Linked DNA regions of Homo sapiens: region 2 is linked to region 1. Evidence: chromatin contacts called from ENCODE Hi-C or POLR2A ChIA-PET data. All regions are on one chromosome and are shown on one strand. The core of a region is the stretch at or near the end of the contact, and the rest is flanking DNA. Distances in the headings are between cores, read along the strand shown.

Region 1 (5,335 bases), core at 932-3,431:
TCATAAGCAGAGATCACAGCCCCATTTCTTGGATGGAGAAAGTGGACACTGAGGTCTGAGGCTTTTGAGGACAGTCAGGAGCCCTCCTATGGGCTCCAGTGATGCACTCACCAGCTTCTGGTCCTCTTCTTCCACCTCTTAGAGTGCCTTGGCTCCCTCCTGTCGTCCTGGGGAACCTCGGCCCCAGCCCTGCCTCCCCAGCCAGTCACAGCTCCTCCCTGGTCACCCTGAGGGAGCTCAGGGCCCGGCTGGTAGCTGGGTTGCTCTGCTTCTGTCCCCCACTCCTGTGGAGCCTGGCAGGCAACTCCATGATCTGACCCCGGTTACCTTGACAGCCCTGCCTGGCCTCCCCTCTCATGGCCCAGCCACCCCAGAACCTGAAGAGGTTTTCTAGCTGCCGTGCATTTGCCAGGCTGGGTTACCCACCCTACTTTCCCTGCCTGCCCTCCAGTGCTGCCAGGCCTAGTGTGCCAGCCAGCGCTCAGCCTTCAGTAAAGGGTTCCCCTGCTTCCAACCTCCATTGCACTGCTTCCCCTAAGACTGTGACCTCCTGGAAGGCTGGAGCACAACTGCCTCTCAATAAACGTGTTGCAAAAAAGGAATGGATGAGTTGCTGTGCATTTGTCTAGGGGGTGCTTGACCCAGGAGATTACCCTTTGCCCAGTGCCTGAAGAGGGCGTCCACTGAGAACCTGGGGTGCCTCCCCGGCCTCCCCTTCCCAGCTCTGCTGTGGTCTTGGGATTCTGTGGGCGGTCGCTGCTGCCCTCTGGTGGTCAGACCGTGCCTTGCTTGCACTGTGAGAACCTTGACCATGGAACTGCCAGGTTGGCGGTTTTCCTCCACGAAGTGAGGTTTACATGACCCTTGCCGAGACCTTGAAAACTGGGAGTCTTCGGGGTGGGGTCGCCAGCAAAAAGATCCTGAGTCCTGCCAGCCCCTATCTGAGGAAACTACGAAGGCCACTTGCCCCCAACCATGCTGCTGTTGGGGGTTTTGTTAGAAATGGGCTCTTCCTACCCCAGCTGGTAGGATCCCACTCTCGGCCATGCTCTCGTGCCTGTCTGCCGTGGACCGGCTCCAGGGGGGGGTCCCTCTGCCACCCTGTCGACTCATCTGGGTGGTGCAGAGGGCAGTCAGCCCGCCCAGGGTGAGGAGTAAGAGGAGGGGTGGGGGTTACGGGTAATTCAGCCAGCAGCCCTGATAGCACTGCCTACAGTAAGTGCTCAACAAATAAGCTGTTTTGATCAGGGGATGGGAGAGTTGGGGGGATTCCTGGGATGAAGGACATGTGGCTGCTGGCAAGGAAACGCATTTTCTTACATTTCTTGGTGGGTGTGGGGTTATCAGTCTCCAAAGCTCCAGGAGAGGGACCAAGTTGACTTCAACTAGAGCTACTCCAACCTGCCCCTCCCTGACGACGTCTTGCGTGGTTCACGCCTCTGGCTCCTGCCGGAAGGAGGCGGCCGCCCCTAGTGGTTTCGGGCCAACCTGCGCCCGGAGCGGCCGGCGCCGAGGCGATTGCCCGGCAGAGGGCGTCAGACGTCCACCCTGCAGCCCAGGGTCGGGGTGCGGGTAAGCGGAGCCCAGTCCCTCACCCCGAACCCGCGTGCACGCTGGCGTCCCTGGCCCAGGCGAGGTGGGCAGACATGACTCTCGCGTCAGCATCTTCCCTGGTGCCACCGCCGCTACCTCCTGTGGGGAAGCTGAGGCCAGAGGCGGACATGTGCCAAGCCACACCGCTGGGGCAGTGCAAAGTTGAGGGGCTCTTCCCGGAGCTGGAGGCCGGGGGCTTCTCGAACCCGGTGCGGAGGCACAGCCAGCCAATCCGGGAGACCCTGTCTGGCCGCGCCAGCCAATCAGAGGGTCCCTGCCGAAGGCGGAGCCTGCTAATCAGGGGCACCTGGAGTCGCTGGGCAGCCACGATCGGGTCTCGCCGGCGAGGGGCGCGACGTGACGCGCGGAGGGTGGCGGTGGGTTGGGGGTGGGAGCTTTGCTCGCAGCTGAGCCCCGTTTTTCCGGTGCTGCAGTATCCCTGGGACTGAGAGCTGAATACCCACACCCAGGGCTGAGACCTTAGCAGAAAGGAAACTGAGGCTGGGAGGTCGGCCGGGAGGCTGCCTGGCGGAGGCGGCGCTGCTCCGAGTGGGCGGGGCTGGTTCCGGCCCCGCCCCGCCCCCGACCTCTTGGCTCCGCTAGTGCCCGGCGCGCCGCCGCCAGTGCTGCGGGCTCCGGGCAATGGATGCCCCCGGGGCCCTGGCCCAGACCGCCGCCCCCGGTCCGGGCAGGAAGGAGCTGAAGATCGTGATCGTGGGCGACGGCGGCTGCGGCAAGACCTCGCTGCTCATGGTGTACAGCCAGGGCTCCTTCCCCGAGGTGAGGCCCGCAGCGGGGCTGGGGTGGGGGCGAGGGACGCCCCTTACCCTGAGCCCAGAGCCCCGACCCTCAGTCCCCAGCGTCCCGAGCACGGACAGGCGGCCGCCACCCCGGGGCGCCCCCTCGGGAATTCCAGAGCCCAGCGGGGTGAGGGGGGGCTGATCCGGGACGAGTGAGGGGGGTGGACAGTGGATTCAGCTGGAACTTTGGCCCCCGCCGGCCCCACTAAGGACCAACCCGACCCCCTCTCCCGCAGCACTACGCCCCATCGGTGTTCGAGAAGTACACGGCCAGCGTGACCGTTGGCAGCAAGGAGGTGACCCTGAACCTCTACGACACGGCCGGTGAGTGCGCCTGCGCGCCGGGGGGCCCGAGGGTCCGCCCGCCCGAAGGGTTTCCCCTCCCGGGCGTCCCCCACTGGGTGTCCCCGCCCTGCAGCCTTGGCAGGGCCTTGGCCGGCTCTTCACTCCTGGAGGCCGCTCAGGGGCGCTGGCTGCGGGGCCCTAGAGGCCAAGCCCTATACGTAAGTGGAAGGTGTTTGGAGGAGGAGGTGAACTCTGGGGCCACCCTCCCAGCTCTGTGCTGAGAGCCCACAGCTCGTTCCTCTCCTGTGGTTCTAGAAAGCAGTGGGCTGCTCTTGGGCCTCCCATGGTTCCAGGATTGCTGCGCTACCTGCTGTGGTCTCTGCAGACTCTGTGAGCTGCAGATTTGAGTCCCTTGGTGCTCGGATTGCCTGGGCTGTGTGTCTGGGTCCTGTGGTTCTGGGATGCTCCCGGCTGCAGATCAGCCTGTGGCTCCAGGGCTCTGTGGCCTGCGCTCTGCAGCCTGAGGCTCTGGGGTCCTGTGGATGCGAGTTCTGTGTCTGCAGCTCCCAGGATTCCACGGCTTGCAGTTGGTGGTTCTGGAATTGCGTGGCTACAATTACTTCTGTGCTTTCCTAGTTCCCTGGGACAAAACCAGACAGTGTAGAAAATGAACTGAGGAAGGAACAGAGCACTGGGGGCAGGGGCCCCACACCAGGCTCTGCCTGCCACCTGCAGGCCCCCACGGGTGGTTTACGGATTTATGTGCAATTGCTTGGGAGTCGGTGTTGTGAGGGGTGGGGACAGGAGAAACAGTCAGTGGGAGGACCCTGACTCCCATCTGGGCTTCATCAACATTGGGGACCAAAGGTTGAGATCCCCAGGTGGGGCCTCACCCCACCTCTGTGACTCAGTGTTTAGTGACCTGCAGGGAACCACGTCATCCGGTGGCCCTCTCCGGCCAGCCAAGCCTTGTGTGTGTGAGGTGAGGTCAGACACTGACCTAGGATGGAGCCAAAATCCAGACACCTCCACCCCCACCTAGACCTTGGAGAGGACCCGAAAAGGGGCTGTCCTAGCTCAGAGCCCCCCTCCATTCCGACTTCAGCAGGTCCTATCGTGGCCTCTGAGGAACCTGTCTTTGTGGGATGTGGGCCCTGTAGGGCCAACCCCAAAACAGCGCCTGTCTCTAGCCCCTGGTGAGCTGGGAGAGCTGAGGCATCAGAGGAATTCCCGGGGCGTGGCCCGGGGGTAGTAAAAGTCATGGTCTGGGACACCTTTACTCTCATGTTTCCTGTGCAGTAGCCAGGGAGGGGCAAGGTCATTGACCCACTTTTTGAGTCAAGTGCTGCTGGGTGGAGACATTCACAGCAACCCACTGCCCTGCAAGAGGTCAGGAGGTTTTTTCTTTCCTCCTCCTCTGCCATCAGGGCCTCCCCTATCAGGTCCCGGGGTTCACTGTTCAGGGCAGCCTCCACATCATAAGAACAGGGATGGCCTTTCTGGCCTTGCCCAGAGAGAGATGCTCAAGGAACATGTCAGAGTAGATTGAGTTGTGGAGATTCTGGAAAGCTGCAAGTTGCTGTAGGAAGAATTTGTGCTAAGAGCTGCTACCAGAGGGATGGAGGAGCATCCCCTGCTACAGTCACCAGAAGCAGGCGACCACTGGCACCATGGGGATCCCATCCATGGTCCCATCCTGTTCCTGCCATCCTCTTTGGAGTCAGATCTGGGCTTTGACCCCAGCTCTATTGGCTACGTATCATTGGGGATGTCTGGGCCTCAGTTTCCTGATCTGTCATGAGCACTAAGAGGGTCATGAGGATTAAATCAGATTAATATATGATGTCCACCAGCCTGCCCAACATGGTGAAACCCCATCTCTACTAAAAATCCAAAAATTAGCTGGGTGTGGTGGTGGGCACCTGTAATCCCAGCTACTCGGGAGGCTGAGGCAGGAGAATCGTTTGAACCCGGGAGGCAGAGGTTGCAGTGAGCCGAGATTGTGCCATTGCAGTCCAGCCTGGGTGACAGGGCGAGACTACATCTCCCAGCACTTTGGGAGGCTGAGGCAGGAGGATTGCTTGAAGCCAGGAGTTCAAGACCAGCCTGGGCAACATGATGAAACCCCGTCTCTACTAAAAGTATAAAAATTAGCCAGGCGTGTTGGCACATACCTATAGTCCCAGCTACTCGGAAGGCTGAGGCAGGAGAATTGCTTGAACCCAGGAGGCGGAAATTGCAGTGAGTCAAGATCACGCTACTGCACTCCAGCCTGGGCAACAGAGCGAGACCCTGTTTCAAAAAATAAAAATTAAAAAAAATTAAAAAGATCCTCCTACCATCCCTGCCCAGCCCTAGCTCAAGCCTGTGCTTTGGAATCTACGGTGCCATGCCCCAAGCTGACCCCCAGACCCTGCTGCAGCGGGGAGATCTATCTTCCCTGGCAAGTCTCTTCCAAGCAGCAGAGAAGCAGGGCTCAGGGGAGGTGGCTAGCCTCACAGTCTGACAGACCCCAAGGAGGGGCACCCAGGGAGAAGAGATCTGGCTGCTCCCTGTAGGGTATCCCCCCGTGACCAGGGAAGGCTTGCTCATAGGAGGAAATCCCCTGGTCAGTGAGTGCCACCAGGGAGAGCCCAGGTCCCAGTGCTTGTCATGGA
Region 2 (5,335 bases), core at 2,013-4,512, 610 kb before region 1:
AGAATGGCGTGAACCTGGGAGGTAGAGGTTGCAGTGAGCTGAGATTGCACCACTGCACTCCAGCCTGGGCGACAGAGTGAGACTCCATCTCAAAAAAATATATAATAAAAAATAAAGAAATGTCTCAAAAAAATGTGGTTATTTGTCCATTGTCTCTCAAGACCTATAGCAACTATTAAACTTGCTCATTTGCAAAATAAAAACAAGAACCTTTTTTTTTTTTTTTTTGAGACGGAGTATCATTCTTATCGTCTAGGCCAGAGTGCAATGGTGTGAGCTCTGTAACCTCCGTCTCCCGGGTTCAAGTGATTGTCCTGCCTCAGCCTCCTGAGTAGCTGGGATTACAGGTGCCCGCCACCATGCCTGGCTAATTTTTGTATTTTTAGTAGAGATGGGGTTTCGCCATGTTAGTCAGGCTGGTCTTGAACTCCTGACCTCAGGTGATTTGCCTCGGCCTCCCAAAGTGCTGGCATTACAGGCAAGAAAGCTTTTATGAAAAGAAAAAAACCCAATCCAATATGAAAGACCTTGATTCTTCTAGGAGTTGTCTTTGTACCCTTTTCTTGTTCAGAGCAGTTTTGGTATGCTTTTGCTTTTGGTGTGGGCCATGTCTGACTGTTTAAGGGGCAGGCAACAATATGCCAACTTTTTTCCTTTGTGAAGAATGGAAAGGGAAATCAATTCTTTTTTTTTTTTTTTTTTTTTTTTTGAGACAGGGTCTCACCAAAAACCCTCCTTGTAGCACGTGTTCTCACTCTGTCTCAAGAAAAAAAAAAAACTCATCCAGGCTGGAGTGCAGTGGCACAATCACAGCTCACTGCAGCTTCAATCTCCTGGGCTCAGGTGATCCTCCTTCAGCCTCCCAGATAGCCTGGACTGCAGGCACGCGACACCATACCTGGCTAATTTTTTGTAGAGATGGAGTTTTGCCGTGTTGCCCAGGCTGGTTTTGAACTCCTGGGCTCAAGTGATCTTCCTGCCTCAGCCTCCCAAAGTGCTGAGATTGCAGGTGTGAACCACCTTGGCTGGGGAGGTCAGTTTTAACTTGCCTTGAGATTGACTCTTTGATCTCACTGCTGTATATAATAATTTAGAAACATTTATTCATCAGTTTACATTAGGGTCAGGAGCCTGGAGATTGGGGTTTTAGTCCTAGACTGTTAAGTAAGTATGACCTTGACAAGTGATTTCACTTTTTAGAATCAGTTTTCTTGTTGGTAAAATGAGAGAGTTGAACTAGATTGCTACAGTCTCTTCTGATTCTAACATTTTATGATGCTATATTAAGCACATTGCTTCTTTTTACACGTTAGTATAATTGACTGCTGCCGACCCATTAAGTAAGTTCTTCTGGGAGATACTAGAGAGGCCTAGTAATTTCAGCCCCTTTTAAGATCTGTGTCTTAAGCTAGTGGTATGTGTTAGAGTTACAAAGTCACAGGAATTTTGTAGAATTTTGTGTAAATGAACAAAATAACTCAAATTATTCAGCTTTCCATGTTCCCTTAAAACATTTTTTTTTTTTTTTGCAGATGGAGGAACATTGGGAGGCTCTTTATTTTCTGCGTGCTAAGTAGTAGGAATATAAATCTGCACTCAGACTGAGCTGTGCAAAGGCATTCATAATTGCAGGCAGTTGCATCAGAGCTCAGAGTTCCATCTCTAAAAAAAACATTGTCTTATGCCCCAACCTTCTCCCTGGGTTAGTTTTTAATCCTGTCCTTCCTTTTTAAAACTTCTCTAGGTACAACTTGTATTCTGTACTATGTCATACACACCTTAAGTTTTAAATACATATAATTTTCTTAAGCACAGAATAATTTTTCAAAGGGGTATGTCTACTCTTGACTTTGGAAAGATACCATAAACTTTGTATTTACTGTCAGTGTCTTATTGTGTGATATTCTCAAATCAACACTTAAGGTTAGCAGGCTAATTTTATAAATTGCTCTGTAAGGTTTGTCTCAGTTAGAAATTGGAAATAAAACTTCCTTGTAGCTCCTTTTGAATTAAGGGGCCAGTTAATTTTCTGATACTTACTGACTTGTGTCAGTCCTTTAGTGTCTGAATGGGCTTTTCACATTGATCCATTTATTTTTACTTGTTTGAGACAAGGTCTCACTCTGTGGGACCACAGGCACGCACCACCACGCCTGGCTAATTTTTGTATTTTTTGCAGAGACAGGGTTTCGCCATGTTTCCTAGGATGATCTCAAACTCCTGAGCTCAAAACTATCTGCCCACCTTGGCCTCCCAAAGTGTTGGGATTATGGGCGTGAGCCACTGAGCTGGCCGGCATTGACCTTTTAAATAAACAGTGATTACAATATTTACTCATCTTTCGTACTTTATCCTTAAAGATATGCTGTTTGCTTCCCGCCCCCCATCCCCCAGATGGAGTCTTGCTCTGTCACCCAGGCTGGAGTGCAGTGGTGCCATCTAGGCTCACTGCAACCTCTGCCTCCCGGATTCAAGCGATTCTCCTGCCTCAGCCTTCTGAGTAGCTGGGATTACCGGAGCTGCCGCCATGCCCGGCTAATTTTTGCATTTTAGTAGAGAGGGGGTTTCACCAAGTTGGCCAGGCTGGTCTTGAACGTCTGACCTCAGGTGATCCGCTCGCCTTGTCCTCCCAAAGTGCTGGGATTACGGCCGTGAGCAACCACACCCGGCTGCTGTTTCCTTTTTGTTTTTTTTTTTGAGATAGTGTGGTGGCATGATCTCTGCTCACTGCAACCTCTGCCTCCCTTGCTCAAGTGATTCTCTTGTCTCAGCCTCCCGAGTAGCTGGGATTATAGGTGTGTACCACCACACCTGGCTAATTTTTGTATTTTAGTAAAGATGGGGTTTTGCCATGTTGGCCAGGCTGGTCTTGAACTCTTCACCTCAGGTGATCTATCCGCCTTGGCCTCCCAAAGTGCTGGGATTACAGGTGTGAGCCACCGCGCCTGGCTGCTATTTGCTTTTTTAATCTTTGTGTTAATTTTAAAGCTGAGTCTGGCCTATTTAAAAAGTTATATATAATATATCGTGTATGAAGCATACATAAATACCCACATACTTAGAGAAATATCAGTGAAAATAGATCTTAGTGGTCCTAGCACAGTAAAGTGACAAAAGACTAAAAAAAACCTAGAGTTACGGCTCCTGGAATCCTTCTGACTTTTTTGACCATAGTACTTGCGAGAACGCGTCCCTTGTGAATCTAGGCAATGACGGCAACAGGAGCCATGCAGCAGTGACAGAACGTCTCATGGGATTACACAGGGGATGCAGATCAGTGAAGAAATATTGGTGCTTATAAATAGTCATGACAGGAATGGAAAAAAGGACAGGCTGAGTGACTTTAATATTCAATAAAACAAGTAATCTCATGTGAAAGGCATGTGTTTTTGAAGATGATGGAATGCTCTTATTCTGACACCTGACTCTAGAGGTGGTTTAAGTCAGTCCTATAGACAAGGCAGTGAACTTGATGGGGATATGTGGAACTGAATGGAAGAATGGAAGTGTGAACACATGGCACCATGTTGGTTTTTTTTTGTTTTGTTTTTTTTTTTTGAGATGGAGTCTCGCTCTGTCACCCGGGCTGGAGTGCAGTGGCGCGATCTTGGCTCACTGCAACCTCCGCCTCCCGGGTTCACACCATTCTGCCTCAGCCTCCTGAGTTGTTGGGACTACAGGCGCCCGCCACCATGCCAGGCTAATTTTTTTTTTTTGTATTTTTATTAGAGACAGGGTTTCACTGTGTTAGCCAGGATGGTCTTGATGGATCCGACCTCGTGATCCACCTGCCTCGGCCTCCCAAAGTGCTGGGATTACAGGCGTGAGCCACTGTACCTGGCCTTTGTTTTTTGTTTTCAGATGGAGTCTTGCTCTGTTGCCCAGGCTGGAGTGCTGTGGCGCAATCTTGGCTCACTGCAACCTCCACCTCCCCGGGTTCAAGCGATTCTCCTGCCTCAGACTCCTGAATAACTGGGATTACAGGAATGTGCCACCACTTCTAGCTAATTTTTATATTTTTAGTAGAGACAGGTTTCACCATGTTGGCCAGCCCGAAGGTCTCGAACTCCTAGCCTCAAGTGATTTACCCACCTTGGCCTCCCAAAGTACTGGGATTACAGGCGTCAGCCACTGCACCCGGCCTATTCTGTTACCTTTTAAATCAGCCTACTAGTTGATACTGAAACCAGTGTCTCCAGGCCCCTGCTTTATATTCTGTCCAGTGAATCTCGCTTGTTAGTGCACTGATTTGATACATTGGCCCTTCTGTGGCCTGCGCCCCAAACTGTGTTTGGTGGCGTCACACACATTTTCCCTGTGTTCAGGGCCAAGCTTTGGGAAGCCAGAGTCAACGATGCTCTTAGGTGTCTGTCACTTGTCCTCAGCTCGCGTAGACCGCTCACTCATGCGCTTACCGGGTATTCTACCTTGGAGTGCATGCTCCCTGCCTTCATGCCCTGTGGTTTGATTTTGAGTCACGGAACTGTTGTTAGGGCACACATTCTGAGCAGTCACACAGTGTCATCATGTCATCGGACCACTCTGTGTAAATGTGCACAAGGAGTGTTCTGTATCTTATTCGGAAGACTAACAAGTTTCCCAGGTGTTAGAATATGGGCCAATGAAACAGCTATATGCGGCTGGGCACGGTGGCTCATGTGGTAATCCCAACACTTTGGGAGGCCAAGGTGGGTGGTTCACCTGAGGTCAGGAGTTCAAGACCAGCTTGGCCAACATGGTGAAACCCTGTCTCTACTAAAAATAAAAAAAAATTAGCTGGGTGTGGTGACGGGTGCCTGTAATACCAGCTACTCAGGAGGCTGAGGCAGGAGAATCGCTTGAACCCAGGAGGCAGAGGTTGCAGTGAGTCGAGATCATGCCACTGCACTCCAGCCTGGGTACCAGAGTAAGACTCTGTGCCAAAAAAACAAACAGACCAAAAAAAAAAAAAAAAAAAACAAAACAAGAAATGATGTCTCCTACTGTATTGGCCTTAAATCTCCAGCCACAGGTTCCTTTCATGTGCTTTGAGACATACTTATTAAATTTTTCATCGGTAGCTCAGTCTCTGTACTGTATTTTGCTTTGAGTTTCATGTGGGTGTGTTTTCAAACTCTTTGTGCTGAGCTCTCGGTTTTACTGGGCAGTGCCTTGTGCTGCCAGCAGAGCTTCCTTATACATTATGTATCACCTGTCAAATAGATATTTTAAAGTTCCTCTTACTGTAAGTGCTATTTTTTCCTTTTCTATGCTAAGAACAATTAAATTATTCCTGGCTCGAGATTCAGGAGTTTTACATTTCTCTGCCCTTTTCCTCACATACATGTTGTAATGG

What was found. Hi-C counts contacts between places; a loop is a spot of excess contacts on that map. ChIA-PET counts read pairs that join two places held with the same protein, here RNA polymerase II (POLR2A). Pooled maps may share reads with other maps.
Region 2: a loop to region 1 is called in a map with no recorded cell type, with 2.4 times the contacts of the local background. The contact joins the enhancer-like site here to the promoter of RHOF in region 1. A Hi-C loop is called at or near these places in 3 of 37 single-sample maps with no recorded cell type and 2 of 50 pooled maps. POLR2A ChIA-PET finds 5 or more read pairs at or near these places in 3 of 52 experiments (BJ, OCI-LY7 and activated T-cell).

Annotation. Positions count from the first base shown.
Region 1 is chr12:121,790,534-121,795,868 of GRCh38, reverse strand. RHOF (ras homolog family member F, filopodia associated) reads left to right here and starts at 2,181. Exons shown (of 5, transcript NM_019034.3): 1 at 2,181-2,373; 2 at 2,630-2,717. The coding sequence starts at 2,236. It overlaps LINC01089 (long intergenic non-protein coding RNA 1089), which reads left to right. Exons shown (of 4, transcript NR_152740.1): 4 at 1-602. It also overlaps a transcript of SETD1B not described here. RefSeq lists enhancers at 187-356, 652-1,192, 1,737-1,786, 1,733-2,273, 2,279-3,110 and a silencer at 2,267-2,806.
Region 2 is chr12:122,403,123-122,408,457 of GRCh38, reverse strand. All of the region lies in intron 1 of CLIP1 (CAP-Gly domain containing linker protein 1), which reads left to right. Among named protein-coding and RNA genes, the nearest start is that of CLIP1-AS1, 10 kb to the right of the region's middle. RefSeq lists an enhancer at 4,800-4,849. Within about 2 kb of position 3,262, at least 8 of the 41 ENCODE cell types and tissues checked have a DNase peak (open chromatin) inside an H3K27ac peak, as active enhancers do.